4 separate regions of the Mus musculus genome follow, and all the other regions are linked to region 1. Evidence: chromatin loops called from intact Hi-C (ENCODE). Cell type or tissue: left cerebral cortex. All regions are shown on one strand.

Evidence for each region. A loop is a pair of places that touch in the nucleus more often than their neighbours do. Peaks named below come from ENCODE experiments on the same cell type or tissue, not always from the same donor. Only the 100,000 strongest peaks of a DNase experiment are listed, where the experiment ranks them.
Region 2: a loop joins it to region 1, with 2.6 times the contacts of the local background. A loop is called at or near these places in 3 of 42 quality-filtered maps.
Region 3: it touches region 1 in a loop (2.7-fold over the local background); 3 of 42 quality-filtered maps call a loop at or near these places.
Region 4: a loop joins it to region 1, with 5 times the contacts of the local background. A loop is called at or near these places in 2 of 42 quality-filtered maps.

The regions. Positions count from the first base shown.
Region 1 is chr2:70,820,169-70,828,168 of GRCm38, forward strand. Tlk1 (tousled-like kinase 1) reads right to left here and starts at 5,312. Exons shown (of 20, transcript NM_172664.3): 1 at 5,025-5,312. The coding sequence starts at 5,163. In left cerebral cortex, a CTCF peak has its summit at 4,422 (motif pointing left); DNase peaks (open chromatin) are centred at 2,001, 3,513, 3,957, 4,379 and 5 more places; H3K4me3 peaks cover 2,808 bases; H3K27ac peaks cover 2,299 bases.
Region 2 is chr2:70,883,198-70,891,197 of GRCm38, forward strand. No RefSeq gene overlaps it. Among named protein-coding and RNA genes, the nearest start is that of Gm39843, 36 kb to the right of the region's middle. In left cerebral cortex, no CTCF peak of the experiment used is centred here; DNase peaks (open chromatin) are centred at 3,884 and 4,560; H3K27ac peaks cover 1,178 bases.
Region 3 is chr2:70,719,523-70,727,522 of GRCm38, forward strand. Tlk1 (tousled-like kinase 1) reads right to left here. Exons shown (of 20, transcript NM_172664.3): 13 at 5,958-6,055; 14 at 4,480-4,561; 15 at 2,385-2,566; 16 at 2,036-2,205; 17 at 1,552-1,687. Among named protein-coding and RNA genes, the nearest start is that of Gm38528, 19 kb to the left of the region's middle. In left cerebral cortex, a CTCF peak has its summit at 2,852 (motif pointing right); a DNase peak (open chromatin) is centred at 4,645.
Region 4 is chr2:70,954,959-70,962,958 of GRCm38, forward strand. No RefSeq gene overlaps it. Among named protein-coding and RNA genes, the nearest start is that of Gm39843, 36 kb to the left of the region's middle. In left cerebral cortex, no CTCF peak of the experiment used is centred here; DNase peaks (open chromatin) are centred at 3,745, 4,193, 4,666, 5,859 and 1 more place; H3K27ac peaks cover 3,833 bases.

The DNA of each region.
Region 1 (8,000 bases):
AGAAAATCCTCAGAGGAAAATCACAACAAAATGCAGAAGAATAATAAAACCAACAGTAGTGTATAGTATTGACTTGAGACTGTCTGAAACATTCAGAGAATATGAATACAGTTTAACTATAATCAGGGATTCTTAAAGAAAAGATGCCAGGAAGTTAATATTTTTAAAATAGATGGAACCATAATGTGTTAAATCCAAGAGCACACAATCCAAGAGTCTACATTCCCCACAAAATGTCTCTGTAACCTGCATTCTGCAGTTAAATACTTCTTCCCACTGTTGGACAAGCTTGGCACCTTAGCAGCTACATGGTCCTTATGTTCTTGTTCAAAATTGACACTAACTTTTTCACCTTGCTGAATTAGCTCTGCTCTTTCTAGACTAGGAGAATGAATCTACTTTCCATTAATGTTTTTTAGACTTATGTCTCCCAAGTATCTCCCACTCTTCACCGTCTTCATTAGGCAGAAGATAGATACATAGATACATACATACATACATACATACACACATACATACATATACATACATACAAACACACACACACCACTGACTTTCTGGGGAGTACTTTTGGGGTACAATGTATTTCCACATTACCAGTAACCTTTTAAAAAATCCTGCCACTTGTAGTTTTTGATGTTGTATCAGGGAACAGTCACTCTGAAAAGGCTAAGTACTTCATGCATCTCAATCAAAACATATCACAACTGTTACAAAGCAGAAGCAAAATCCAGCTGTTCTTCCAATAAGCCAAAAAAAAATCATGTAAAAATATAAAATAGCACTAATTATACTATTTTTTTCATTTTAGAATGTAATTTTTTTTTACAAAATTTCACTTATGTAACTGGCTTATTATATTTAAAATTAATTAAAACTTTTTAAATTCTCAGTTTTAATACAGCCAGCATTAATAAATAACTCACATAAAAATGATCTTTTTGGAATCCTTAGTAATGTTAAGTAGAATAAAGGGGTGTTAAGACCAACAAGCTAATAAGAGCACACCATCTCTCAGATTCCCAGACCTCTAGGCTAGGCTTTCTGTTCTCTTGCTATATTAATACACACTCATTCTTAAGCTAGAACCCAAAAGATACACAACCCTGTCCTCCTCTAGCGAGTGATTTCAAGGGATTGCAAGCCCACATCATATTCTTAACATCTCCCTGTTCTTCTAGGGACCACAGTCTTCAAACACCGAAACTTGTCTGAAACCAGCAACTTAGCTGTGATACTGTCCATCACTAATACTTTCATTAGTCACAAAAAAGTTACTCATAACTAGCAAGACTGCGAAGAAAAGGGTACTTTTGAATAATCAACCATTTGATTTTAGCAATAATGAATTTAAAAAATAACCATATGTTAACATGCAAAAGACAAAAAATAAAACTAAAATCTGTTTATTTAGCTGGCTAAATCTGGTTACTAGATTTCAACAGATCTTTCCTTGAAATGTGTCCGCCCTCTTTTTTTTCTTTTGTTGTTGTCCTTTGAGGTCTCTCTATGTAGCCCTGGCTATCCTGGAACTCACTCCATAGACTAACAAAGAGTTCTGCTTCTACCATCAGAGTGCTGGGAAGATGTATGCCACCATGTCCAATTGAAACCTTAAATTTCCTAACTCTCCACCCCTTAATAACAGTATTATAGGCGACAAAATGGGTTGGAGCTTACAGGTTCAAAAGATCCAACAGAAACCCTGCTGTGCACTTGTGAGAAATCTTCCAAATTAATAAAATAAACAAAACAAAAACCAAAAAAATTCTGGACTCAGAGCAAAGAAAATAGCCCATCCATGTGTATCTTAAAAATCCTGAAGATTCCAAACCCAGACACTATTGTGGATGCCAACAAGTGCTTGCTGACAGGAGCCTGATGTAGCTGTCTCCTGAGAGGCTCTGCCAGTACCTGGCAAATACAGAAATGGAGGCTCACAGCCATCCATTGAACTGAGCACAGGTTCCACAGTGGAGGAGCTAAAGAAAGGACACAAGAAGCTGAAGGAGTTTGCAGCCCTATAGGAGGAACAACTATATGAACCAACCAGTACCCCCCAGAGCTCCCAGGGACTAAACCAACCAAAGGGTACACATGGAGGAACTCATGTCTCCAGCCGAATATGTAGCAGAGGATGGCCTTGAGGGACATCAATGAGAGGAGAGGCCGTTGGTCTTGTGAAGACTCCATGCCCAAATGTAGGGGAATGCCAGGGCAGGGAAGCAGGAGTGGGTGGGTTAGTGAACAGGGGGAGAGGGGATGGGATAGGGGGTTTTTCTGAGGGGGGATGAGGAAAGGGGATAAAATTTGCAATGTAAATAAAGAAAACATCTAATAAAAAAAATTCCTGAAGATTAGCACACACCTTTAATCTTCCAGATAACTTACAGACAAGTATGGCACATCTTTAACCTCTTTCAAAGTTTAATTTGCTTAAAAGAAGTTCACCCAGGGCTCAAGATATGGCTCCCTGTATCCTTGCTGCTCTTGTAGGGCATTCACATGGCAACTTACAACCTTCTGTTCCATACCAGTTCCAGGGGATCCAAAGACCCTCTTCTGAGCTCCTCAGCACTAGGCATGCATATGGTATGTACATAAGTGCAGACAAAAGAGTTCACAAACATACATGTACCTAAACATCATCTGAACTTAACTTCTTTTCTGTGATTGCAAGTTAATTTGGCTCAGGTTTTCAAGAAACAAAGTTTAGACTCGTCCTGATACAGTCACTCAATGTTTCCAATCAAATCCCACCAGCATTTCCTATGTTTCTTACTAGCCCTCCCTTGAAATCAAAAGGTTCTTAAATTTAATCAGTTTATGCAGCGTATTAACATATATACCTTCAAAAGGTACTAAACACCTGTAACAAAAAAGGGGACTCTACTCAATGATAAACTTCTCCATCTTGATCCTTGGGGGGCTTCCAACAGATAATTTTATCATTCCTCTGGCAATGGTAAAATTTAAAGACATGGTGCCAAGCCTCAAAATGAATAGGGGTGGAGGACGGTTAACAGTTTTAATTTACATGGTTAATAAAAAATAAATGACCTAATAATTATGAGGGCTGGGGTGTAGCCCTGTAATACAGCAGTGGTCCACTATAAGACTCAAGGGGAAAGGAGAAAAGGATGGAAACTTTGTTGTCAAGTGTAACTCACAAGACTATATCCCAGAATTTCAAGTATTAACTAAGACTCACTATTTTAGGTTAACAACAAAAAACAAAACCCATTTAAAAAAAAAAAAAAAAAAAAAAGCTGCTGAGGGAGGGGAGCAGGATTTCTGGTTATTTGGAAGTTTGAATTAAGTTATTCCAACCATTCAGAACATTTCATCATCAGGAAGGGTGCAGAACGGCACACCTAAGACGGTCAGCTAGGGCTGACCTTCCTTAGAAACTCCATCTGAATTTGGTGCCTGCCAAATTCCCAGGACTGATAACAGAAGTCAACTGTTAAACCAACACCATGTATTCAGCAGATTATCACATACGGGTCCTGGCTCATAGTAATGGCTCAATAAACACTTGAGAAATCAATGAGGAATTATTTTTCAAAGGTATAGTACTCTAGAAACCACGATAATCTTTCAAAACTCATACTACCATTAGACATCGTAATGAAACTACAAAGTGGAAACAAGCAAGCTACAAGCACCAACTGCCCTATTTACAACACACACTTTAAATTTTAAACTTACAAATTTTCAAGCTTATACATGTACATAAACTTTCAAGAACAGAAGGAAAAACTCAGATTATTAATTTAAGTCATTCAATAAATAAGCTCTTATTTCTTTTAATGAAAAATCAGTGTCAGGGTGAGATGAAAGGGGAAAATGTCTGTCAACGTATTCGGCATGTTTAATGGATGCCATAAATCAAATCTTCCCATGAATTTTCTAGAGCATATTCACGTCAATCTTTGAGCCTATTGTCACTTTCACACATGCTCACGGGAACAAAATGACAAAGAATGCTATGCCTCAACCACTGGATCCGGGCAAGAAACATTTGATTAGCAATTACCAAAGCTATGGATAATAAATATAGACATATTTTCAAAATACAATAATCCGAACGACTCATAAACCGAAGCTCTGAATTTCTTTACAAGGCTTACTAGACTGCTGGACTTTCAAACGTTTTCTTCTTTTTTTTAAAGGTGCTGATAATCTCCTTGTGCGAGACAACCGGGAGCGAACAGCCCATTTACCGATTGCTAACGAATACGACTTCGCATTTTCCAGACAAAAGGGCGTTAAAAGAGATCCGATGCAAATTTATTCTTCCCTGGTAAAGGAGTGTTCTCCCGAATTCCATTTTATGGAGTATACTTAAAGTTAAAGGCAGCAAGTTCATTTTTTAGTCAAAAGCACTAGGTGCCTTACTAGCTGTGTGACTGCTACATCTGGTGGCAGAACACTTGCATGCAAGGAGCCAGAAAACTTAGAAAACAATTGTAACCGATCTCAGTGCGTGTTTTGCAGAAACCTTCAAGCAGGAATTTCCACCAAAAAAAAAAAAAAAAAAGCCCACCACCCTTGGGCAGAAAGGAACACGAGCGTACTTGCAACCCACGAGCATAACGTTCAAACATGCAGGAGCCGATGGCGAAGGAAGGAAAGTTGCAACCATCTGGGGGGGGGGGGGGGGTGGCACGAGCAGCCTTGCCCACGAGTCGGTCTGCCGTTGGGATCGCTCTAGGGGCCGCGATGGGGATCCGACTCGGATCCGAGGCAGCCCAGAGCATGCGGGAGGCGGGCGAGGGGCATCTTAACCGGTCCCGGCGGCCCGGCTTGCGGCGCGGGGACCGCCTCTATGGGAGGAGTGCGGGCTAGGGGAGGGGGCTCGCGCGCCGAGGCTGCACCGCGAGGGCAAACCCACCCGAGCCCCGAGGCCAGGAGGCTCAGGGAGCCAGGGCAGGCCTCCCGCCCGCGAACCGCCACCCCCCACCCCAGCCCGGGGTCCGCGCGGGCCGAGGGAGCCCGCGGGAGGGCGCGGCGGCGCTTACCTTCCCTGGGCCTCCCGGATGGCGGCGTGTGATTCAGCAGGGACCTGGCCGCCGCCGCCGAGCCCGGGGTTGGAGACGTGGAGAGCCGGGACCAAGATGGCGGCCCCTCCAAACTTCCACTGCTACTTTGGACACTCATCAAGCTACTTTCTGGGAGCCCGACTCCCCCCCTGCGACGGCGGCGGCACCGGCACCCGCCTCCGTCATGGCGGGGGCCGCGCTGAGGGCGAGCGCGGGCGCGAGGGCTGGGAGGGGAGCGCCGCGCCGCCGAGGGAGCGCGCCGGGCGGAGGGCGGGCGGGGAGGGTAGCGCCGAGGGGAGGCGAGTGGCCGGGGCCGCGGGGCCGGGGCCGGAGCGCGGGCGGAGCGCGGGCCGCGCCGACCGAGGCCACTTCCGCGGGCGGAACCTGCCGGCACCTCTGCAGTGCGTCGGGCCCCGGCGTCGCCCGGGCGGTGGCGGGCGGTGGGTGGCGGCTGAGGCGGCGGGGTAACCTCTGCATCAGTTACGGGCGGCGGCGGCGGCGGCGTCACGCGCCGCCAATGCAAACACTATCGCGAGGCTCCTGCGCCTCCGGTAGCAGCGGCGGCGGCGGCGGCCGCGGGGCCGGCAGGGGGGAGGGGGGAGGGCCCTGCCCGGGCGGGGCGAGGGCGGGGAGGGCGCGAGCGCGCTGGGAGGCGCGGGGCCCGCGGCGCGGCGCGGAGCGGCGAGTCGCGTGCGCGGAGCCGGCCGGAGGGAGGCGCGCCCCCGCTGCCACCTGCCTCCCCCTCGCCGCGGCGCGCCTGCTCCGAAGCGCGCCCCACACCCAGCCTGCCCGAGACGCCTCTGCTCTCGCCTGGCTCCGGAGTCTCAAAATGGAACTGAAAAGTTGAGAGTTGCTTCTTGCCCTTCAGGAGAAAAAGAAGAAAGAGAAGAAGGAGAAGAAGGAGAAAGAAAGAAAGAAAGAAAGAAAGAAAGAAAGAAAGAAAGAAAGAAAGAAAGAAAGAAAGAAAGAAAGAAAGAAAGAAAGAAAAAGAAAGAAAGAGCAGTGTGCACTTATCCATCTGCAAAACAGGAGTAGTCACGGAATTAAAAAAAAAAGAACCTAAGAAAATAAAACTTTCCTTAAAACAATCTACCAAAAGAATTGAGAAACCCTACCGGTGGGGTAGCCTGAGTGTGTGGTATAGCTGTTTGTTCTTTGTTTTCACAGAAGTGGAAAATCTAAATAGAAAATGTTGACTACTGAATTCACAGTAAAAAACACAAAAAACAAAAAAACTATAGTGTTCATCTTGAAGAAGGTATAGTTTCTAGAAATTTCCAGTTTCTGGTGCCGCTGTTGAGTATTGACGACGAATTCCCAAAACAAATTACAGCATTTGCTAAAATTTATAGATAGAGCATAGCTTTCTGCACACCCACGTACACACACCAGCGATTGGCCATCTTGTTCATAAAAGAGCAAGTCTGGTAGTCCAGGAAAAATACGACAAGGTTACTGCTCTCTTTAAACCAAATTGAATAGAACACTAAAATGATTATGCTATAGAGCAACTGTGCAGGCATAAGGAAATGACATGATTACCAGGGGGACCAAAATGTCATTTCTATTTTTTATTTTTATGACTTTGCATTTCTCATCGTAATGTTTTCTTCAGATAAACTGTACTCCCAGAATAGAGCCTTGGTTGTCAGCTATGCCAGAAGTCACTGGGGTGTTCCTGTGCTTCAGATTCTTGTTTTCAGTCACATTCTGCTTTTGAAACCTAAGAACTCACAAATTGAACAACTTTATTGACATAGAACTCACTGTAAAGTGTGTGGCTTTAGTTCACACTGTAGGGTGTATACAGCTCTGATGCCCCTTGTACAATCAGTAGCAAACATCTGTTGCCCACTCAACTCCCTTCTCCCCACCCCTTTGAGGTTCCTACCTGCCCCATTTCCATCCCCCTCAGAGCCATATATCTTCTTTCTATGCCACGGAGTAATTTGAATTTTCCTGAATTTTAGATGAAGTGTCCAGTGTTTTCTTCTGGACATAAAGTGGTTTCCCTGAACATAATTATTTTAATAGCCATATGGTTACATTTTCTTGTACGAATATATCCTGCCTTATCCCTTGAACTGTGATGGACATTTGCATTCTCCCTTTTCTACTTTAATACTTCCATGAACACTCGTGTGCAAGCCTTTGTATGGACATACACCCATGTCTTGGTTGCTTATCTATGACTTTATATGATATGTATATATATACTCTGCTTGCTTGGTCTTCTATATACTGGGGATCAAGCCTAGTGCTTCATACCTGCTAGGCAAACCCTCTACCCCAGCCCCTCTTTCTTTTAAGAGTAAGCTTAGTTTGCACACTGTATCATAAAGGACACAGAACAGGAAGGAAGTTAAAAGAACTGAGTTTAATGTCAATAACTATTAAAAAAATCAACTTTCCCATCTATAACAAAGATGGTTAGACTCATTGGGTGACTCCTGTCATTTCCAAGACTTTCATTGAGAGTTCCATTCCTCATAAACTGTAAATAAATCCCAAGGCAGAAAAGCAAGGTGGCTCGAGTCTTTAGTCCCACCACTTGGATGGTAAAGGCGAGCGGATTGCTTTGAATGCCAGGCTAGGCTGGACTACAGATACCTTCCTGACAACGTTTTGTGCACCCTGGGTTTTTTTGTTGTTTTGTCTTTTTCAGTGATGAGTAGAGGTGCGTGGCACATGCATAGGCGAGCTACCTCAGTTCTATTTTGCCTGTGGCTGCTGCCCGAGAAGGACGTTACAGATGCTGCTCTTGCCTTCTTGTGGCTTGTGATGAAGATAATGCACTTATCACCTTCTAAAGAAACCTCTCCCAGTTATAAGGAGCTGAGCAGAAAAACAAACGGGCTTAGCCTAAAAATGGCATGCCATGCAGCATCTGAATGCACGCCTTCAAAATTTACCAAATGGTAGGGATAGAATTTTCAGAGTACATTACAGTAAGTA
Region 2 (8,000 bases), 63 kb after region 1:
GCAGCTTCATGCCAAAGAGCTCTCCATTCCATATATTTGCCCATACTAGGGAGAGCGGCTTTTACAACCGTTTGCCAATCACCAGGAGTCATAGCGTGATTCGCAAGCCTTTCCACTTGTGCTATAGTGAAATTAGCACTGACTCCATAGTTACGGACCGACTCGGCAAGCTCTTTAATCTGTATATACGCTACCGGAGCGTGGACACGCCCACCCTCGGCTCCTTCAAAGACCGGAAATGCCTGTTGTATTTTCCTTTGTTCCTCCTTTGGAATGAACGAGTCTGTGCATTGCCTCTCTGTCCATTGCCTCTCTGCGCAGGGCTGATGCACTACGCAGGGCGGGGGCTCAGCATAGGGTGGAGGTGCACTATGACCTTGAAGCCGACTGCCAAGAGGCCAAGCAGCAAGCTGGCCTTTGCCAGCCGCTTTTGGCTTTTTCCTTGACCGATTAGCTCGCATTTTATCTGGCTGGCACTTTTCTCTCTCATAACGAGCTGTTTCCTCCTCCAAGTCTGTTTCTTCAGAGAAGCTAAATTTTTTATCTGATTCAGAGCTACTAAGAACTAGCTCCCCGAGCCCATCCAGCGATGAGCACAGGCTCCTTCTCCTAGAGACCTCCGCTAATTGATCTTTCTTCTTTTCCCTTTTCCCTCTTTTCCTTCTAATCTCTCTCCAGGTATTCCTACCTGACCTTAACTTTTCCTCAGGTTCAAGACCCTTGGAAAGGCCTGTATACTTAGTTTGTGTACCATATTTTCTCTTTGCTCCTACTCTCTCTCCCCGCTTTACTTCTGATAGCTTGTCCTGAATTTCCTCTAGAATCCGCCCTGCCTTAACCACTTGATAACATGTGAAAAGGAACAAAAGGGCTTTTAACACTAGAAAAAGTTCAAGGCCAAACATACCTTATAAAGCTATTTTCCACTTTACTTCTGATAGACTGTCTTGAATTTCCTTAGAAAGTTCAAGATCAGACTTACCTCGTAAAGCTGTACTCACTGGTACTCTCGTTCCCCAGCTGAAAAGTTCTGAATTCATACAGTTGAATCCTTCTTAACAGTCTGCTTTACGGGAACCTTTATTACCGCGACCCGCAGTTCTGGTTCTGGAATGAGGGATCTTCCTTGCGCCAGTCCCGAGTTTTTTCTCGTATTTTTTCGTCCCGGATTTTTTCTCGTCCCGTCCCGGGTTTCGGCACCAATTGTTATTAGACGCGTTCTCACGCCCGGCCAGGAAGAACACAGCAAACCAGAATCTTCTGCGGCAAAACTTTATTGCTTACATCTTCAGGAGCAAGAGTGTAAGAAGCAAGGCCGCAAATGGCGAAACCCCATCCCTTTTTAAGGAGAATTATCCTCCACCTAGGATGTATTACTCCCTGATTGGCTGCAGCCCATCGGCCCAGTTGTCATCACGGGAAAGGCAGAACACATGGTGGGAAAACTGCCCCTGCATGTGTGCAGACTATGTTTACCACTTAGAACACAGCTGTCAGTGCCATCTTATAATGGCAAATGTGAGGGCGGCTCCTCACAAGGCAGGAGATCCAGGCCACCTTGGTCTACATGGTGAGACTCAGGCAAACTAAGGCTACAGCGTAGGACATTGCCAAAAAAGAAAAAAAAAGAGGAGGAGGGAAAGAAGGAGGAGGAAGAGAAGGAGGAGGAAGAAGAGCAAGAAGAGGAGGAGGAAGAGGAGGAAGAGGAGGAGGAGAAGGAGGAAGAAACAAAAGAAAGAAGAGAACTGAGGAGATGGTTCAGTGGGCAAAGTGCTTGCTACAGAAGCATGAGGGCCCCGAGTTCAGATTCCTACACTCATTCAAGACAACACAACAACAAACACAACTGGGCATGATGGTGTGTATCTGTAATCCCAGCATATGGAGACATGAGGGTTTTAGAGGCCTCTACAGCTCCAACAGCTCTAATGTAAATGACTGTCTCAGAAAATAAGGTTGAAGGGCCTGGAGAGATGGCTCAGCAGGTAAAAGCACTGGCTGTTTTCCCGCAGGACCCAAGTTCAATTTCCAGCATCTACAGATGGCTCATAAACATCTGCAAACATCTGCAGCTCCAGTTCCAGGGAATCTAACGATCTCCTCTGGCCTCTGCCAGAATAGCATGCATGTGCTGCAGACACACATGCAAGCACATACATTTTCACATAAAATAAAATAAATAGGGGCTGGAGAGCTGGCCCAGCAGTTAAGAGCACTGGCTACTCTTCAGAGAACCCAGGTTAAATCCCCAGCACCCACACGGTAGCTCACAGCTGTCTATAGCTTCAGTCCTACAGGAGCCACACCTTTCTGGTCTCTGAGCTACATGCATGTAAGGCACAGGCATATATGTAGACAAAACACCCATATATATAAAATGAAATGATTTTGAGAAATTAAAAAAAAAAACACTTTAAAAAGAGGTAGAAAGCAATAGAGAAGTCACCTGGCCACATATACACACACAGGTGAGTACATCCACTGACATTCTCTCTCTCTCTCTCTCTCTCATACACACACACACACACACAAATTAAAACTGAAAGAACACCAAAATGCATAATGTCACTAGTCATTAGGAAATACAAAAATAAAAACCACAGTGAGACAGGATCTTACCCCCACTGGGACAGCTAAGAGAAAAAGGGGAAATGACAAGTGTTGGGAAAGATATGAGAAAATCGGAAGCTTCACACACAGCTAGGAGAAGGAGAACGTCGTGCAGCGCTTTAGAGAGCAGCCAGACAGCTAGCTCCCTTAAAACTTAACCACAGCGTTCGCATGACCCAGACTGTCCACTCCACAGTGTACAGCAGAGAGAATCAGAGGCTGTCTATTATAAATAATGTAATGCACATTACAATAATGATTGTAACACACATGATAATAACAAATAAAATGATAATAAAATTAATAATTTCTAATAAACAAAAGTAGGGAAACCCCCAGAGACCCACTGATTTGGTGAGCACACCCACATGCTGTTTTCTGCCCTTACACTTTCTCTGTTTTGTGGAACAAGCATCCCACAGCCCAAACCTAGGAACCACTGTCTCTTGAGGAGCCGTTTATCATTTTATCATTGCTAAACGGGGTTTAGAAACCAAGATCCAGGCATTGGGTGTGCTCACAGCTACTGAACATTATCAGTGGGCACAGCTCGATATTCTGGTATTAGTTTAAATTTTAAAAAGAATCCTAATTCATAAAACTTATAAAATACTCTCCTACAATCTCCTTAATACTCTCTATTCATAGATTATCCTCGGTAGAGTTCCATCCCCTACAACCCCAAAGAAGCAAATTGCATATAACTCCTGGGAAGTAGTGGCACACATAGTACACATGTTAGACTTAGAGCATGTAAGACACTTGGTACAACCACACAACCTAACCTATTTTTTGCTGTCACAACCCAAAGGCTGAGTACAAATAGTGGCTTTACTCTAAAGAGCAGGAAGTATTTGGATATTATAAACCAGGAAGGCATCAAAAGAGCAGGAGACCAATCAGAAAATTCCAACTGGCAGAGTTTTCTAAATGGCATCTGGTTCTCAATTTTGACTTAACAAGGGGCAGTCTCTATATAACAGATACCAAAAACCCCATGAGAAACAGGGTAACAAGGGCCATGTTTTCCACATAAAAATCACTTCATGCGAATATGAGGACTCCACGTCGCTGTACAGATTTATGAAGGAAACAGAATTCTTAATAGCACTTCGGGCATCTGCTCCTATCATGGAGGGAAAGTACTTCCCAAAGCAAGCAGACAACATTTGCCTAGAACCTGCTATTATTACACTCTGTGCATATGGTAGCTAAAAACTCATTAGTTTTATAATTCTGGCTGAAGTTGGCAAGCCACCTCCAGAAATATTTTCTACAAGGGGAGTGACAGATGGCAATTCCCTTTGTTATAGGATGAACTGCATAGGGCAGTGGACACACACACACACACACACACACACACACACACTGCCGCCGCCACCACCACCACCATTCAAACCGCATGTGGCTTCTCTTATGTAAGATAATTAATTTGTTAATCTTCATGTTACTGGCCTCCTTTTCATCGTCTAAGAATACTTTCTTGGTCAGACTTACATAATTTCTCTCAAATAGACTTAGAAGGCAGGCATGGTGAACATGCATTTATTCTGGGACTTGAGAGTCTAAGGAGGTCTGTGGGTTCAGGGACAGTTTGGGCTATGTAATAAATCCCTGTCTCAAAACAAGCAAGCAAGCAAACAAACAAACAAACAAACAAACGCTGGATTTGAAACTCCAAATCAAATGCAGTTAGAAATACATTTCAGCATCCAGCACAAAGTGGACACAGTCGTGCCTTGATAGCCATGTAGGAAATGGTTGCAGAAGCGTTTCCCCCTCTCCATTCCTGGGAAGAACAATATGTGAATACTCAGGTTTTTATAGAAAACAAGCCCAGGTCCTCCTATGTGGTGCCTTTTCCTGTTTTTACTCTTGCAGTGCTGCTGGGAGTCAAATTCGGATGCTCACTAATGCCACGCAAGCACACTACCTCGGCGCCACACCCATCCCCTCACTGCTTAGGCTTAAATCACATCTAGGTTATTTATAATTCCTTCTCAATGTGAATGTCAGGATTCGTCATACCGAATTGCTCAGGGAACAATGACAAGAGAAAGGAACCCTGTGCCTGCTCAGCACAGACACAGTCACCATAGCCTAAAGACATCATCCATGAACCAACCCACTTTGAGTACTGAGCATCTGGGAGAAGGCAGGAGTCTATGGCAGGTTTGTCTACACCCCACTGTACTCACAGAGCTTCAGCCCGGTCAATGGCAAACACAAAGTTTGCTTATAACAAGTTTTTTTTTTTTTGGTTTTACGAGACAGGGTTTCTCTGTATAGCCCTGGCTGTCTTGGAACTCACTCTGTAGACCAGGCTGGCCTCGAACTCAGAGATCCGCCTGACTCTGCCTCCCGAGTGCTGGGATTAAAGGCATGCGCCAAAGTTAGGTTCTTGTTGTGTTGCTCAGGCTGGCCTGAAACTCACTTTGTAGCCCAGGCTGGTAAGTACAAGTTAACATGGCTAATGGCTAGCTCTTTCTAGAACATTCCTGACTTCTTCTTCTTCTTCTTCTTCTTCTTCTTCTTTTTCTTCTTCTTCTTCTTCTTCTTCTTCTTCTTCTTCTTCTTCTTCTTCTTCTTCTTCTTCTTCTTCCTCTTCCTCTTCCTCTTCCTCTTCCTCTTCCTCCTCCTCCTCCTCCTCCTCCCCTCCTCCTCCTCCTCCTTCTCCTCCTCCTTCCTTTTTTACAAAGGTTTTCCATCCACAGTTGGTGGAATCCTTAGATGCAGAACCTGATTAGGAACTTGAGAGGCTGACTGTACACTATCATTTTATAGAAACAAACAAACAAAATCAATAGAGGATAGAGTTGATGAGATGGCTTACTGAGTAGAGATGTTTTTTCACCAAACCTGATGACCTGAGTTCCTCATGCTAGAAAGACCCCCAAAAGATGTCTTTGATATCCACAACAGTCCATGTCATGTCTGTAGACATGGGCGCATTGTCACAACTAAGTAAATATAAAACCAACTGGCCAACCTGTGAGTAGTCTTAGTTTCTCTCCCGCGACTTTGATTCCTTCCTTAGGGATTGTTGTCTTTGTATGCCTTTCCAGCCCATCACAGGTTACGTCACTCCTCTCCCATCCCATCTCCAGCCCCCCCCCTCTCCTCTCCCAGAGTTGATTCTGAGCCCAGCCTCAGCCACTTAAATCAATGAATTAGAAACCCTCATCTCTTGTCCTTCGTGATTGGTTCAGAGGTGATCATGTGACCCGTCTTGTATGAAAGTGACAAGCTCTCTAGGCAATGGAGGAGATATAGGTGTGGAGTTCCTTCTGGGAGCTTTGCTACTCCTGGAGGAAAGCACATCTGGCTGATGGAGCCTTAAAGGGAAAGCAGAACCAAAAGATGCCCAGCTTCCTTCCAGGAACCTGGACTGAAACCATTTTCACACCACCAAGCCCTGGGCCTTCTCATTTGTGTGATTCAATACTTTTTTTTTTTTTTTTTTTTTTTTTTTTAGCTGACGTTCTTTCCCCTGTGGCTTTCAGTTCTCTGACTGACGCACTCTCTATTTTAGATTAGCTAAACAGCTAGAAAAATCCTGCATTCCTCTCTGGCCTTATCTCTATGACTTAGTCATTGAACCAGGAGCAGCACAAATAAAATCTCTTCCAAATATAGTACATATTCCCAAAGAATCTCTAAGCATTTGTAAACCTTAGAGAAGTAGATCCTGGAGTTTTTGAGACCTCTTGGAAGGATGCTATTAATACTTAGTTTACAGTTTGCACTTATGGTTTGCAAGAATAGGTTCCATGATAGCAATCTTTCAGGGCATCTTACTGACATGGCCATCTTTGATAGCCAGTCTTTCTTTCACTAAAAAGTATGCACACTGTAGATATAGCTGTGGGAGTTGAGGCTTCGAGATACTAATTTTTCTGAATTGACTCAACTCCCGTGTGAATACTGCTCAAGTTCATATCTTCCTGGTTCCAGAGTCTAGCCTTGTTGCTTGTCTCTTTTGATAATCTTTCATCTTTGAGTACAGGCTTTGAGTCCACGAAGGGAGACATTTTGTTTGGTTGGTTTGCTTTGTTTTGTTTCAAGACAAGATTTCTCTGTGTAGCCCTGGCTGTCCTGAAACTATTTGTAGAACAGGCTGGCCTTGAACTTGGAGATCTGCCAGCTTCTGTCTCCCAAGTGCAGGGATTAAAGGTACTTGCCACTATGCCTGACTAAAAGCACACGCTTTTTTCTCTTTGAAGGGAAACATATGTTATTAACCTAGTGATGTAACTTTGTAAAGAACGTTTCCTGTATTACTCTTACAATGTTTCCTTGCTGCCTGAGCCTGGCTCACCAAGGTTCTTCTTTATGAGATCTTCATTGCCTGGAAACAGAAGTTGACCTGGTGCAGCTGATGAGATTTATATACTTGGGAATTTCTACCTAGTAGTTGATCCTCCTCCTCCTCTGTCATCATCATCATCATCATCACTATGTGGGTATTTGCATGTGTCTATAGTGGGTAGGTAAGTGTGGGTATGTAAAGGTCACAGCAGGTGTGTGGAGCATCCGGAGTCATTGCCATCTGGAGTTGTTACCTTGTTGTTTTGTTGTTTGTGCAGTTTTCTTCTGTTTTTGAAACAAGATCATACTATGTAGCCTTGGCTGGCCTGGAACCACTGGGTAGACCAGGCTGGCCTCAGCCTCTGCCGGGATTAAACATACACCACCACATCCACCTCCCTTGTAGTTATTTTTATACAAGTAATATCTGTATAAGATCAAAAGTTTCCTATAAACTGAATGTGGAGCCACACAACTGTAGGAGGGTAAACCGTGAGAACTGTGGGTTTCAGGGTAATCTAGGCTGCATCTAAAAGCAAACAAATAAACAAGCATAGCCTCTAAGGTGGGTGTGGTGGCACATGCTTTTAATCCTAGCAATCTCAAGGCAGAGGCAGGAGAATCACTGTGAGTTAGATACCAGCCTGGTCTATATAGGGCGTTCCAGGTGAGCCAGGGCTACTTAGAAAGAGCTTGTCTCAAAACAAACAAACAAACAAACAAACAAACCCTCAGTCAAAAACCCAAACCTAGTTCCCTACTCAAACATTTCCATAAATATCATCTTGGACATTGTTAAAAACTTTCTCTCTCGCAGGTTATTAGTATTTATAATTCTATGGTTATACATATAGCTCATATATTTTGGCTATAGTAATCTCAAAATTTATTGGTTCCTGTATTGAAAAGCATTTAATCATTTGTGCTTTGGGTATTGTAAATGTTGCATTTGTGACAGTCCCAGAATGTCAGCTCAATGTCTTCCTATATAGTGGGAGAATTTCTTGATACCTCTAAGTGGAATGTACCGTTTATTTTGTCTGGTTTTCTACTTTCTGGAAGAGAGCAATGTAGTATAATAT
Region 3 (8,000 bases), 100 kb before region 1:
CACTCTGTAGACTAGGCTGACCATCAACTACAGAGATCTTCTGCTTCTACCTCCGACAGCTGGGATTAACAATGTGTACCACCACATCTGGCCTGGAAATAAGTCCTATGTCTCTACATAAGAACATCATGACTGTTGTCCTGCACAGCCCCTAAAGCAAGACTTCCTGATTCAGGTGCAGCTGTAAGAGGGACATTTCCTCCTGCTGCTCTCAACACCAGTGAAGACATGATGACAGGAACCAACAATGAGTGCTCTACAGAGGAGAGCTTCTCATTTACTACAGACCTTGAGGATTTTTGTTGTCAAGAACAGCCTTGTTATAAAAAGTCCATAAGACTTCTGACTGAGACTATTAGAGACAATTCTCTTCACTGTGAAAGCAGTAGCTATTTAGGTGGCACCACAGGCAGATGATACAACTTTCATGTGGCTTACAAATAATCCACATATCTGACTAATGCCTCTTCAGGAAAAGTCAACACAACTCAGGGGAATGGTCAGTGTGGGCCCAAGCACACTCTATGGGGGCTGCCCTGGGGCCCTCAACAGTCAGGGTTGGATTTGCAATCCTGTTCAATGAAATTGTATGGAGCTCTCTTTTCTGCAAAATCTCCCTTCTAGCTAATGTCACTTATTTTGAGAACTAGGTAGTTTTGGAAATGATTGTCTATGTTCTCCACTCTGGCAAACTTGAGTAAGTTCGGAAATTCGTACTGTCATGGTTTGTAAATGAGCCCCCGCTGAGTTTCATCATCATTTGATGAAAATTCCAGTCACGAAGAGTTTGGGATCCTACCCTGACTTCTTTCCGTGTTCAACAGTGCTGTGAAAGTGTAGGTCAAAGAAACCCTTTGCTCCTTTTTTTTGACTGTAATGTTTCATCACAGTAATAGTAACCCTAAGACACTGAAGTGCATTCAGAATAACTTACATTTAAGAGTTAGTTATATAGAGATTTATAGCTACATAAAGAAATTTTTGAGTCAGATCTAAAGACTACAAATATGCTGACTTTATCTACAATTAACAAACTCTGTATCATATATATGTATATGTATGTATGCGTGTGTATATATGTATATGTGTGTATATATATATATGTATGTGTATATATATATATATATATACACACACACACACACACACATATATACACAGCACACACACACACACACACACACACACACACATATATATGTATATGTATATACCACATCACAAAACCTCTACAGAGAAGGCCTGAGTTTCACAGGTGTTCTTACTTGAAACAGTCATGATATTACATCAGCAAAAGTACTTATTCAGATCACAAACACCACTCAACACCTGAGAAGAAAACTCATGAATTTTGATTCACACTAGGAGTTCCTGCATATTAAAGTCATATGCAGTTAAGAATATAGGCAATTACTAGCCACAGACTCCCCCTTCAATTTCAAGGCATAGGATCAGTGCCTTCAACACAACAATCTCAAAGAATATTTGAAAATAAAACTAAACATTCATAAAACACGGGGGACAACCTAAGCCATTTACTAATACATTTACCAGTAAGTGCCTGCCCCCTGGGAAGTCAGATCCATCCCATCAACACCGTAACTATCGTCATCCATAATCTTGGACAGACCAAAATCAGTGATTTTGATTTCTCCACATGCTGTTCCATCTACCAGAAGGATATTTCCTAAAAAAACAAAGTACAATATTTTTAGTACTATGCACGCGCGCACACACACACACACACACACACACACACACGCGCGCGCGCGCACACACACCATATATATGAATGAAAGGATAATTTTTATAACAAAAAGTAATGTTTGGGGACTGATTATGGTGATATATGCCCTTAACTTCAATACTCAGAAAGCAGAGGAAGGTGGCTCTCTCTGAGTTCATCTGCCTAGGCTACATAGTAAAACCTTGCTATAAAATACAAGCAAAAATGCAATAACCCCTATGTCCCACACACTACCCACCCCCCACCCCCCAAAAAACCCAACCCTGTAAGATACATATTCTGAAATACCTGGCTTAAGGTCATAATGTATAATAGGAGGTTTGATTTCATTGAGATAGCGTAAGGCATTCACAATCTGCATCACAATAGACCGAGCTTCTTTCTCAGACATCAACTTGTGCTGCTTCAGGTAGAAGTCCAAGTCATTGCCTTCACAGTACTCTAGCACTGTACAAAACCTGCAACAGGAAGGAACAATCAGCAGAAACCCCGCAATAAGACAAGTGCACTGGAGAGGTGAGGATCACTGCCCAGTAACTAACAGAGACCCAGTGCTGACAGAGATGAGAACATCTGCACCACCATCGCAGGGTCAGAAACAAAACCAGTACTCTAAGGCTCACATTTCTTTACTTACGTATCTGTATCCAAGGAGAAGTAATCATAGAGTTTAACTATTCTGGGGTGGTCCAGTTCCTTGTGTATTCGATACTCTCGGCAAGCGTGTTTGTGGTAGTTTTCTTTCTTCTCGTCTCTCCAGCTCTTATTAAGCTGGTGGATCTTCACAGCAGCGTATCTTTGCTCATACAAGTCGAATGCCTACAATTCAAGGCGGACAACAATCACATCTAGCTAGCATTCTTTTAAATATGGACCCACTCCTTTACATGTGCAATCCTGTAGGCTAAACCAGCAACACATACAGCCAGGATGCTTTTCTGTATGTCAGAGAAAACAAAGTATTTTTATCTACCTTTTCTTAACAACTCCATACTTTTTACTTTTTGAAAATTAATATGTTCTTTTAACTTTAAAGTTATTTTTATTTTATGTGTATGAGTGTTTTGCCTCTGTTATCTGTGCACTTGTGCATGTAGTGCCTGCAGAGGCCAGAAGAGGGAATTGGGCCCTCTGAAACTGAAGTTACAGATGGTTGTGAGCTGCCCATGAAGGGTGTTGGGAAGTCAACATCTTTCTCTGAAAGAACAACCACCACTCAACTACTGAGCTCTCTCCAGTCTCAAATAATAAGTTCTTAATAATTTTTCAATTATGGAAAAAAAATTCTTTTATTATGAAATTATTATACTCTATACTTGAGAAATAGCATAATGAATGTTATTGCACCCACCATCCAGTTAAAAAATTTAATCTATTCCTTCGACCGTGCCACCATCCCTTTAAGGTAAAATAGTGTGTGCATCTAAACCCAGGGCGTTGTGCAGGTTAAGGGAATGCTCTACCATTCACTACCTGCAGCTACCTAACTTACCCACTGTAATGTTTAAAAATAAGCTGGTAATTCTTCACAATTTATCTCTAAGAGATAAGGCCCTAAATAAATCATAGCACCACACCTAAGTGTATCAATATTTCCTAATCTAATCGGGTATATGATCTATATTCAATTTTATCAATTGTCTTCCCCTTCAAAAAAACTGTTCCAATTACCAGCCCACTTCATAAAAAACAAGAATACGACCATTACTTTAAGTATCACATAATTTATAAGTGTTTTAAACCATGTATTTTATTTTAGGTGACCTCCCTGTGACCTGAACTATGAATATATAAATATTAAAATTTCATTTATATGTACACAAATGCAGATGCCTGTGAGGCCAGATACATCAGATCCCCTGAGCTGGAGTTAGTTACAGACAGATGCGAGCCTTCCAACAAAGTTGTTTGAAACTGAACACAGGTCCTGAGGTCCAGTACATGCCTCTACTGTGACTTTCCCCCCTGTCCCCCCTATAAATGTTTTAAATATCAAATGCTTTTAAAGAAAATAGTTTTAAGTTTCATGGTGACTTATATGCAAAGATGCCCCTTTAAAAAGGACTTAATAACTTATACATTTGTTAAAAGAAGGTCTCCAGAGCCTGATTAGCTTAAACAGAAAACCAAACCAAACCAAACCACTTAGTTTAGCTGTCAATTCAACATAGCCCCAAGTTACCTGAGGGACTCTGCATTGGGAGACTGACTGGCCAGTGATCAGCACCCGAGCATGCGGTGCTGGACTGTGTAAAACACACACACACCAGAGGAACCGAGCCAGTAGGCAGTGTTCCCTCACAGCTCTTGCTTCCAGCATCTGCCCTGAGCTCCTGCCCCGGTTTCCCTCAGTGTAGGACAGTAACCTCTTAGGATGAATAACTGTTCCCTCTCCAACTTGTTTTGGTCAAGGTGTCTATCACAGCAAGTGAGAGGCAAACTAGAGCAAAGAGAAAAGCAACTTAATGACCAACACAGCAGCGGGACTGAGCAGCTGAGAGCAGTGACACTCAGTCATGTGTCAGCATGTCTAATGGACAGTGAATGGCTGAGAGAACCGCACAGGTTAGTAACAGAGCTTAGCCCCTAAGAGATACGAAAATGAAACCCACAATAAACTCTTCTTTGTAATGAGACCGAGGACAAAAGTCCATCTAAAAGCAGAAAACAAAAACCAAGTATTTCTTCTTAGCCACCTCCCCCACATCAGCATAAAGAACAGAAAACCTTACCTTATAGACCTCACTAAAGCCGCCTCTCCCAAGCAGATGAAGTAATAAATATCTTTCATTTAACGTTGGATGATCTTTGAACCTTAAAAGAGCAGAGAAAAAACTACTGCGGCACATTAAAAGAATCCAGTTCTGAGTACAGTAACGCCCACTCGTGACTATCCTAGCTATGTCTGCTTCAGTTTCTCTGCTGTTAATGTCAAATACCAGCCAGTAGCTACTTCTATTCTCTCAGTCTTTCTACATAGTATACCACCTGCGTTATGCTTTAGCACTTACAAACTGCAACTATAAAAGTATATAACTCAGTAGTCCAATAACCACCAATGCTTGATAGGAGACCGCTATTTCTCATAAACCACTTCTATCACAAAAATAGTTTTATAGTGAGTTATAAGTAATCAAGATTTTATAGTACTGATTTTTATTTTTATTTTTATTTTTTTTAAAGATTTATTTATTCATTATATGTAAGTACACTGTAGCTGTCTTCAGACACTCCAGAAGAGGGCGTCAGATCTCGTTAGGGATGGTTGTGAGCCACCATGTGGTTGCTGGGATTTGAACTCCGGACCTTCAGAAGAGCAGTCGGGTGCTCTTACCCACTGAGCCATCTCACCAGCCCTGATTTTTATTTTTTAAAAAAAATTTATCAACTGGTCTTTGTTCATGGTTACATCTTAGTATCTTTGGACTTTTATTCATAATTTTTAAAGTAAAAATTTTTAAAAAGCTTATAAAAAATCACTCTCAAGTAATACTGCCATTATTAGTTAATGTTGCTTGTACCTGAGATACACTAAGTAATACATGCTCTGGTGACTAAGTGGCATGCATCGTACTGGTTATACAGTAAGCATTTATGTAAGTTCATTGTTTTAGTTTTCACCCAATCCTATGAAACAAAACCCGCTACTGTGTCTCTGTTCCAGAAAGGGCTCATCAGAATGAGCAGCCCACCTGTACAAGTGTAACAGGAATACATGGAAGGGCTTTGTAGAAAAATTCCCAAATGAACACTCTGCCAGCAATCGCTTTAAAATACCACATTAGTACAATTTTACTGGTATGTCTGATATAAGATCAAAATAATGATTTTGCTCAAAAAGTTTACAGGTTAGGGGGAAGAGACAAAATAAATAACTAAAAAGTAAACTGTAACCCCAGTAGTACTAATTACCATGGGAAATTAAAGAAAAGGATAATGAAAGGGGAAATGAGGTGAAGCAGAGATGGCTCTCAGACAGGCCATCTGCACGGAGAGCACTTGGTGTGAAATAAAGAGAAAGCCGCTTCAGATGTCCAGAGGGAGTGTATCAGGTGGGGGGGTGAGACGGGACAGGGAGGTACAGGGCTTAGCAGAGCGCACAGACATCCAAGTTGGTACTGTGTAAGCTTTCCTTGTGACAGAGGTGGCTGAGGAGGAAAGTCTCTCTGTTCTCCCCGGGGCTCCTGTCATGTGTGACTTTAGGACTTACTGTGAATTATCCTCATTGTTTATTCTCTTCAGCTCTCGGATGTGAAGGTTCCGGACCCTCTCCAAACGCTCCAGTTCCGCCTGGATTTCAGCCTCTTCCTGAAGATCAAGAGAGGAAACTATAACAAGTTCTGTTTATTTGTGATATAACAGGATATTTTATCCATGCATCCATTTTCAGTGACAAGAGCAGTAGTACCACTAAAGGAAGAGAGCAGACCAATGGCCTGTTGTGGCACCCATCGCTGTCTGAGCACTGTACAGGAAGGCCCACACTGTTCTGTACTCTGAGGGATGTATTTTGAAAATGTCCACATTGAGTGATTGACTTCAAGGCAACAGAAAGCTGACTGATCTCAACAAAATGGATTCCCAATTTTTAACTTAAGAGGAACAACTTTACTAGCACAAAACGAGTGAAGGTTTGTTTTTATATAGTTAGTGGGGAGAGACAGGGAATAGCTACAGCCTAATGAAGTCTAGAATACAAATACACTTTGGATAAGCCCTATCACCTTAAAGACACATTTGAGCAAACCTATAAACAGCAATGGCAGATCCCCAGTTAGCAGAGCAAATGAAGCCAAGTCCTAAAGATGTACTTCAAAACTATTCAGTACATGGTTATACATGCATTTGCATGTCTTGAAACACACTAAAAAAAAAAAAAAAAAAAAAAACCAAAGATACCAAAGCATAATCAAGCAAGCATACTCTTTCCCTCTTCACATACATATGCCTTGTCAGTCATTTAACAACTATTTACAGGTGGATACAAACATGCCAAATTTGGTGGAGTTTTCTAGAAATGTCCAATTTTTAAAATATTTTGAATAAAAGTATTTATTTGTTAAGTAAATAAACACAGATTATGGTGGCTTATTATGTATGTACTATAATTATTAGTCTACTGCAGAAAATACAGACTAGATGCTATTTCTCAATATTATAGTTGAACATCCTCTATTCCATTAGCTCCTTCACTTAGCACTGATAGTATTGTTGAATAGGAACTCATGGTGCACACCTATAATTCTAGCACATGGGAGACCATGGCAATGAAGATTACAAATCTGAGCATAGTCAGAGATTCTTATAGGGAAGGAGGAGGAGGAGAAGGAGGAGGAGGAGGAGGACAGACAGACAGACAGATAATCAGAGATAGAGGGCATCCTTAATATAAATATAAATTCTTGTGAACAAAACTAAATCTCCAAAGATCAAAAAACTAAATCCAGGGCCTTCATCCTCATGTTGTTTTCTGACTTACACCAGCCCACCCACCCCCTGCCACCATCAAATGCCAAACAATTAAAAAAAATTTAAAAAAAAAAGAATCTAAGTATGTTTAAACTCTACGAGATTCTGAAAGTTACACCTTTATCAGTATGTGTGTGTGTGTGTGTGTGTGTGTGTGTGTGTGTATGTGTGAATCAACACTCACTAGGCTCCAGTCTGAATTAGCATCCTTTCCTATGCCTCTAAGATGCTGGATTTAACAGGATAAAAACCTGACTACACCTGGAACAGTTGTTATTCTTCAATGTAATTAGACCACTACTTTTGACAGAGATTATTAGATGACGAATTTAAAATATCAAGATAAATTTAAATAAAGAGCTATCTAGAGTTCTTCAAAGATTTTTCTATCATTTCTTGTTAGTCCTGGAGGGAACAGAGGGCCTCTTGCATGACAGCAAGCATTAACACTGAGCTACACTCCTGGCCGTTAGGTTTTCTTACATGATATCTCATGATTTGCTATAGCTTCAGTCAGTTATTTTGGCAGGTATGTAACAGGCTCTTATTACGTATTTCAGATTGACCTCAGACCTACAAACACCAAGTGCTAAGAGAACTATCATGCAACATCAAAGAATCACTGTACAAACAGGAAATGAATTTTAAAGCATTGGAAAATACATTTTGAGTACAGCTAGCCTGGTTGTCTTAATAAGGTAAAAAAAAAACCTAGCCCTTCAGATAGGTAAAAAGTATGATAAAGCTCACATTTTAGCTCCACAATCCAGAAGAGGTTGACTCT
Region 4 (8,000 bases), 130 kb after region 1:
TTGCTAACCTTTCCCCCAGGGAAGCAGCAACCCGGCTTTCTTCTTCCACTGGGCCTGAGGCGTTCCTTGCTTGGCCAATGATTCCTTCCCATCCCTTTGCTTAATGAACTCATGAATTTGACATATCACGGTGGGAAACAAGTTCAAGAGCTCTGAAATGGTGGGACTCAGAGGAGGGCACGCCTCTGTTGTGCTAAAAAAAAAAAAAAAACAACAACAACAACAAAAAAAAACTATCAAGAGCTGAATGCTCTACTTGCCATTTGTGTAGAACCATAAAATCAGGTAAACAGAAAAGAAAAAAAAAGCTTATGGGCTCTGCAGCTTCTTTGACTCTGTACCTCAGTTCCATCTCTCTCTACAAGCTCAGGCAGTGGGGGTGGGGTGGGGGTGGACGTGGCGATATCATTCAGTTCTGTGGAATTCAGTTGGGAGCCGCTCTTGCCCCGATCTTCCCTGACCTTGCGTTTCCCTTTGAGACACTGGAGCAGTACTTAGCTGATCTGTGGCCATGCCTTTCTCTCTCGAGGGCCCTTGCTTCTGCTGGTCACCATCTCTAGTAGCGGGCTCTGTACCACTCCGCTAATCTGGCATGCGTCTTCACCTGGATTTTTACCTACGCCGTGTGTGAGGTCTCCCTTGGTAGAGGTGACCCCTTGTGAATAGGTATTTATTTGCCATCTCTATTGCAGATCACCCTTTAGAAAGGTGACGCCCACTACCGACAGAGCGGAGCCCTCTGATTTGCTGCTCCCCACCCGCCCCTCTCTACTTCCTTTCCATTCACTATCCAACTTTCTCATCCCCAACTTCCAATGTAGAAAACAGCATAAGTGTTAATACCTGGATAGGCTCCAGCACATCTCTTTGGAAAGTTACAGACACAATAACAAACTATGAATACGATTCCTCCAGTAGGCTGATCCCAGAGGTCATTCTTTCTTCTCTTTTAAATAATTTTTAATAATTTTAGAATTATTTTCGATTGCTTTTAGATTTATTTATTTTACTTTACTTCATGCGAGTGTTTTGCCCGCGTGTATGTCCATGCACCACACGTGTCTGCTGCTCAAGGGGGTCAGAAGCAGGTGTTAGATGGCCTGAAACTGAAGTTACAGATGGTTGTGAGCCACCATGTGGGTGCTGGGAATCGAACCTGGGTCCTCTGCAATGGCAGCAAGTGATCTTAACCACAGAAGCCATTTCTCCAGTCCCACCCACTCCTAGTACATTCTATTCCTATGTAAACATCAATACGGAATAGAGTGGTACAACTCGAATAACACTGTGCCACAGTGAAGAAAGTATAGATGGCTTTTAAAACTTACATGACGTAAACTGGGCCGGGTGGCACACACTTTAATCCCAGCACTTGGGAGACAGAGGCAGGCAGATTTCTGAGTTCGAGGCCAGCCCGGTCTACAAAGTGAGTTTCAGGACAGCCAGGACTATTAAAAAACAAAAAAAAAAAAAAAAAAAAAACTTACTCAGGGACCTGGCATGGCCTCTGACCACAGGAAGGCTGCAAAGAGCCCGCTTTGTTTTCGAGACTCTCCTTGTGCCTATGCCCAGCTTCTACATCCCAGAGGAGAAACAGCTCTAATAATTTGTACTGGAAGGAGTCAAAGCTAGAGCAGGTGAAGTAGTGTAAAGCAGAGCTCATGGCGAGCATGCTAAAGTTCAAAGCCAAGGTGTGTGTGCGTGCATGCGCATGTGCGCCAACACTACATTATTCAATTACTATGCATCAATTAGAAATACAAATGTATACTTTTTAAAAGTCAAAGCTAAAAACAACAACAACAACAACAACAACAACAACAACAAACCTACGAGGGAAAGGTGAGCTTGCTGGCCCAGGGAAAGCACAAGACCTAATTCTCACTTCAGCACAGGACTGCTGGGTACCCAGCCCCTGCCACTGTAGGTGGCGAGCAAACCCCAGGTCCCGTTCGCTCAACCAAACTTTGAAGAGAGGAAACGAGCAGCCCCTGAAGTGGCAAATCTGTGTCCATGGCTGTTCCCTGCCCTAAAATAAGCAAGAGATCTGCAAAGGATTTCCTTGCACTATTTGGCCAGGGAAAGAAGCACCCGGAGGCGCGCGAGGACGACGGGAAGGCACACAGGGAAGGGAGTGAAAGAAGGCGACTTCTAATGATGCTTTGTTTCCCTAGTCTCCAGAGCCCAAGCGTTCTATTAGGAAAGAAAGCCACAAATGAGGAATGCCTAAGAATATACGCGTGTGAGGATGAGGACACACACCTTTCTGGATCCTGAATCTTACCTTTCATTTGGATTAAAAAAACAAAACAAAACAAAAAACACCACTAACAACAGAAACCCTATCTTCTAGAAATTCAAAGTGGATCGTGCGTATTAAAATAAATGAGCGCCGTGAAGGAAGAACTGTGAGAAGCGAGAAAAGTAATTACCCTTGGAGGCAGAAATTTTCCTCTTGCTTCAGGGCCGTGTGCTACGCAGGCAATTTCAGCCATTTTCTCTCAGGTGATTTTTAGTACTGAGTTCCCAGCGCTGCCCAGGGGTGCCGTGGTCTCGCTCACCTGCAGGAGCTGCATGCCGCTAAAGATGGATGGAGAGGGACCATTCTGTTAGGCAGGACAGGGCCTCGGGAGGGAGACATGTTACTCCAAGGAGGCAGAAATCAAGAGAAATGAGGCAGCGACTGCGTGATGCTGCTTGTGCTAAGTACTGAACAGTGAAAAAGAAAAATTTAAACCGCACTAATGCAATCAACTCAATAGCATCTCATCATTAATTTTAGGAACTCACAGCGTTTAGAGCAGTTTTCCCCAGTGAAAAGGCCTTAAAAGCCCGAAGGGTTAGTGCACCTCCCACGGTGGTTTTTGAAACAATCCTACTTGATATACAAAGATTAACTGAGGAAAACTTAATTGCTACTTTTTTTTTCCTGTAATGGACTAGGAAGTAGCTCTGAAAAGGAACTATAGGTTGAGAACATTGCCAAGGAATTTGTGTAAGTATAGCAAAATGCACATTTTTCCTGGATCCAGTTTCATTAGCCCATGTAGAAGAGATGAGGTTGGTGTTTGTTGGTGTCGGGGAACCTATCAAGGGTCATCTTCTTTGTAACATCTGAGAGCAAAGCTCCCTGCACCCCCCACCCACCCCCACCCCGGCGCCGGGGGGGTGGGCTCTCTGCTTTCCTTAGTAGCTGCTTGTTAAAGAAAATCATGTTTAAGACACAGAACACACAGAACACTGAGATGCCAAGTTCACAGGTATCTGGACACTGTGACTACTTCAAGTCCAATATTGATCCCACCCACACCCTTTCTGCAGTGCTCATCTGCCTCTCTCTAGCTCAGTGGTTCTCAACCTTCCTAATGCTGCAACTCTTTAATATAGTGCTTCATGCCGTGGGGACCTCCATCCATAAAATTATTTTCACTATTACTTCATTAACTGTAATTTTGCTACTGTTACGAGTTGGAATGCAACAACCAGTGTTTTCCGATGGTCTTAGGTGGCCTCCTGTGAAAAGGTCGGTTGACTCCAAGGTGGGGCTGTGCCCACCGGTTGAGAATCACTACTCTAGCTTCTCCTTCTTAAAGGTTAAGTGGTTGTGAGGCCGCAGGCAACAGAGAATCAATAGCTGTTGTTTTAAGTTCTTGGCCAAGCAGTGGCACCTGTAGCTTGCCTCTGACAGCTCCAGCGGCAGCTGAGGGTGGGCTGTCTTCAACCATCTGGAGATTTTAATGTGTTCCACCCATCTCATACCAATGTGTTTTGTCCAAGCTGGGTTTACTGTGCTCTGAGCCCTTTGAGGTGGTGTTCAGGGGAGCTGTGCTCTGTAGCCTCCTGCATAGGCCTCGCAGGTGTGCTTGTGTCTTTTCCAGCTGATGCTATTTTTCTTGACCTCGCCCCCCTCTCCCTCCCCCCCCCCCGCCCCCGTAGGCTCTCACCCGCACAGCTATTATCACTTGCTTGTTGCTGCACTTTGCTGATTCATACTCATAGGAAAAAGTAATTTTGTCTTCAACACCTCTTCCTTGTCATTTAAGGCCTATGTTAATGAAAGGCAGATTTTGGCACCTACTCTCCTCTATAGCTCTGAGGCCATAACACAGGTTTATTAAAAAAACGAAGATGCAAGAGTTCTTTTACTTCCATTTATATCTATAACCCCATGCAAACCAGCGTGCAGGGTACCTTTGCGCCTTTCGAATCCCAGACCGTATTCCAAAAAAGGATCCACATTTCATGTTTGAATTGGCATTAATGTGTCATTCATGTACACACAGGCTTTAAATAAAGATGTTTCATGCATGCTTTCTTTCTGACACCTCCCGACTTCACAGATTTTTTTAGGTTACAGTACAGCCAAATCCCTCTGAAGATGTTTTAAGGGCCTTTTCCCTTCCTTGAATTTTCCTTTTAACTTAAAGTGAGGAGTACGCAAGTGCTGTGTGCTCTGCTAGGAGGTACGCCAGGTTCAAGGCTGAGCCTGTGGGGTCTCCGGGATGGGAGCAGGGGGTTGGGGGTGGGGCACAGCTGAGCAGACTCAGAATGCTGCAGAGAACTGATTGAGGGGTTTTGCTCTGTCATTCCTCACGGGTCACCTCCCTTCCCTCCTTCCTTTCCATTTTATAACCCAGTCAAGTGTGACCTACTTTTTTCACTGAATGACCGGATCTTCGATGAGCAGGAGGATCCTTGAGGGTTCTACGAGCCAAGCTCCCACAAGCTCTGCACCACATTTAGAGGCTCTCTATTCCTCAGTGTTTTTCCCAGCAGCCTGTGAACCCACAAATGAAAAGGATTTTGGAGTAAAGGCAATTCCAGGTCTACATCCTGACTCTGTCACTTAATACCTCTAATATCCTGGGCGAGTTACCGAGGATTTCAGAGCACCCGCCTCATCTGTTAAATGGCCCCAGTAACAGCTAATTCATAGGCTCTTGGGAATCAAATGAAGTACCTACTGTATACAAAATCAGCACTCAGAGCTGAATGGAGAGTAGTGAAGTGGTTCAATGGGACCTGGAACCTATTCTTTTCCTGGGAGACTCCCAGGCAATACCTTTCCCACAGCACAGTACTGTTGTTCTCTCAGTGTCTCAAAAAGCATTGAAAAAGTACATGTTGAGTGCTGTGTGCACGCTGCCTTGTAGATTGTAGACGCTATTATTAATAACAACACCTCCCATATTCAGTGCTTAGGATTTACAATGTGCTTCCACAAGAGGGGAAAGTACCCTCAACGTGTGTGTGTGTGTGTGTGTGTGTGTGTGTGTGTGTAGTCTACTGATGACTAGCAGAGGCAGGCAGGAGGGGCAGAGGCTCTCAAAGAGGGCTATTAGCGATGCAAATGTGAAGTCAACTGCTCCTGTGAGGAGCATAACCAACATCAGAACCAATTAGGTAACAAAGCTGATCTATTCAGGCTTCAGACCTTAGGAGATGGAAAACCACAGAGGTGGGGTGAAGCAGTTCAGGGAGAGAATGAGACGATGCAGACGTTCATGTGACTCTGGCTTTTGTGTGCCCCCCCCCCCCAGCCCCCAGGAAGATAGCTATTTTCACACACCAACTAATGTGTAGCAATGATTTACAAGTACTTAATGGTAGAAATCGGGATGTATTCTCAGTTTGGAGACGCTGCATAGGGAACTCGCACAAGTATGTTAGCAGAAGTCAATGGCAACTGAGTGTTCCAGTGCACAATGGGAGATGTGTAACAGAGACCCCTAATGAGTAGCCTCGAAACCTTCTCAAGCAGAGCTTCATGGGAGGATGTTTCCAGGCAGACAGTGCTCCAAGGTAACTTTCAGAATTGGTGAAAATGGAGACCGTACTTTTAACCAATGTGGAAGACAAAGGAACATACCTTTTCCTGTTGGGGAAAATGGACTCTCTGAAGTGCGGCTCCCTTGGAAAAGGGATCTTTAAACATCAGCTTCTGCTAACCATGGTCTAGCTTTATGGATGTGAGGAGGGTTAGAATTCCACGTAGTTAGCAGATACTTTAGGCTAATACCTAAACAGATATATTTGTGACACCTCGCAATTTCTTAGTATCTGCAGGCAAAATTCCGAATGGCCCTTCCCTTGGCTTTCTCTGCTTAAATTTACATTTCTATCTGGCAGCAAACCTGAAAAAGGAGGCCGATGAAGGTAGGCTAAGTGGGAAAAGACGGATCAGACAAACAGAAGATGGGGTGTGGTGGGGGGGGGGTGGGATCTGGAGGGACGACTGTGGAGATGTTCAAGGATTAGGAGACTGGTGCTGGAGAGAGCCCAAGGCAACCCAGTTTGTGTCTCAGAGTCCAAATTTGGTTGATGTATTTTTGAAGCTTTTAAAGGTTAACTCACATGCTGTAATACATTATAGAAAGATATGAAGCTGAGTTTTACTGTGCCAGTCAAGAGGCTGGCTTGAATCTGCTATTTAGAACTGAGAGAGACAGTACAATTTACATGTGTGAGAATGTGAGAATAATTTTACCTTCTGTTGTTTTTTAAAACCACCTTGGGCCATGGTTTTTAAATGGAGACATGAGAAGATCTGTTGGGGTTCCCATAGCAACATTTAACTTATCTAAACTGCCCTGTTGCATATAATACTTTCATGACTGTCTTGGCTTTTAAATGTAGACTTTAATTATGAAATACAAGTGAGTTAAGAGTCTTGGGGAAAAAAAAAGAGTCTTGGGCAAATTCTGATTCTTCCATTTACTGATGTGTGCATATTTAAACAGAAACCGTGACAACTGTATTTCTACGGACTTGCCACCAAAGGCAAATTTATTCTAAAAGGGCCTGTGGTTTTCTTCATCACTGATCACAGACCTCACTCCATTTTATATGCCATAGACAAGTCTTCAACAGACTTCTCTACATCTTATTGTAAAACACCATGGCTAGAGTGAACGAAAATAAACCAACCAAATTGGATGGCTCTAGTTTGAAGATGAGAAGTCCCATCTTCACAGTGCTACTGTTTACAAGCTGACTTGCCCCACCTCTCTGCACCATCCCTCATTAACTTCTGTACAGACTGATCTAGTTTGAATACTTTGAGAGTCAAGGACTAGTCTGAGCCCATCTCCTCCCAGAAGGTTGATCCTGTCCCATTTCCCCACACAGATGTTCTCTCCATACAGGAGTGAACACACCTGCCCTGTGTGCTAGGATGAAGTAAGAACTGAACGGTTTTCCTAAAGATCGTTCCCTAGGCACTTTGCCTGACTCTGTCTGCTCTGGAAATACCATCAGTTAAGCTGTTTTGTCCCAATAGGACCCAAGGTCAACCTGTTCTCAAACTATGGGGTTACAATTTGTGCCCCAAATCAGGTCTGGCCATTGTCCTCAGTAAGTCAATTAAAAGAGGCAAACTTGCTAGGTAGGTGTGGTGGCACATGCCTTTGATATCATCACTGGAGAGGCAGAGGAAGGTCGATCTCTGAGTTCAAAGGCAGCTTGATCTACAAAACAAGTTCCAGGTCAGCCAGAGCTACAGAGTATGACACTGTCCCAAACCAACCCAAACAGCAAAGTCCCAAATTGAAGTGAAAAACAGTAAAGACTCACTTAGTGTGGTTGCACTGGAAGAGGGACAGAGACCCAGAGAAACTCCAAGTTGGCCTCAATCTTCAAGAATGAGATTAAATTTTAAATAGAGGGCCAAGGACTGGCACATCTAAGCAGTGTCATTGATGTGTGGGCCCACCATTGGGCCCTTGGCTGGACTTTAGTCTTGTCCTAGAGGTGGTCTGGAGTTGTTAGAACTGTGTGGAATCTCTCTCTGGGACACAAGTACCCCTCTGGCTGGTACCCTTTCTGTCTCCCAGCATGAGATTCCTGGGTGAAAGCTTTACTTCTTTGGGGTCCACTGTTTCAACAGTCTGACAGTGAGACTGAGAGACACCAGCATCTCTTTCGAATATCTTCAATTCTGAAGGGTTACAAACACACAACCCCAAACAGTCTAAGTGATTTTATTAAAAAGTCTCACACCT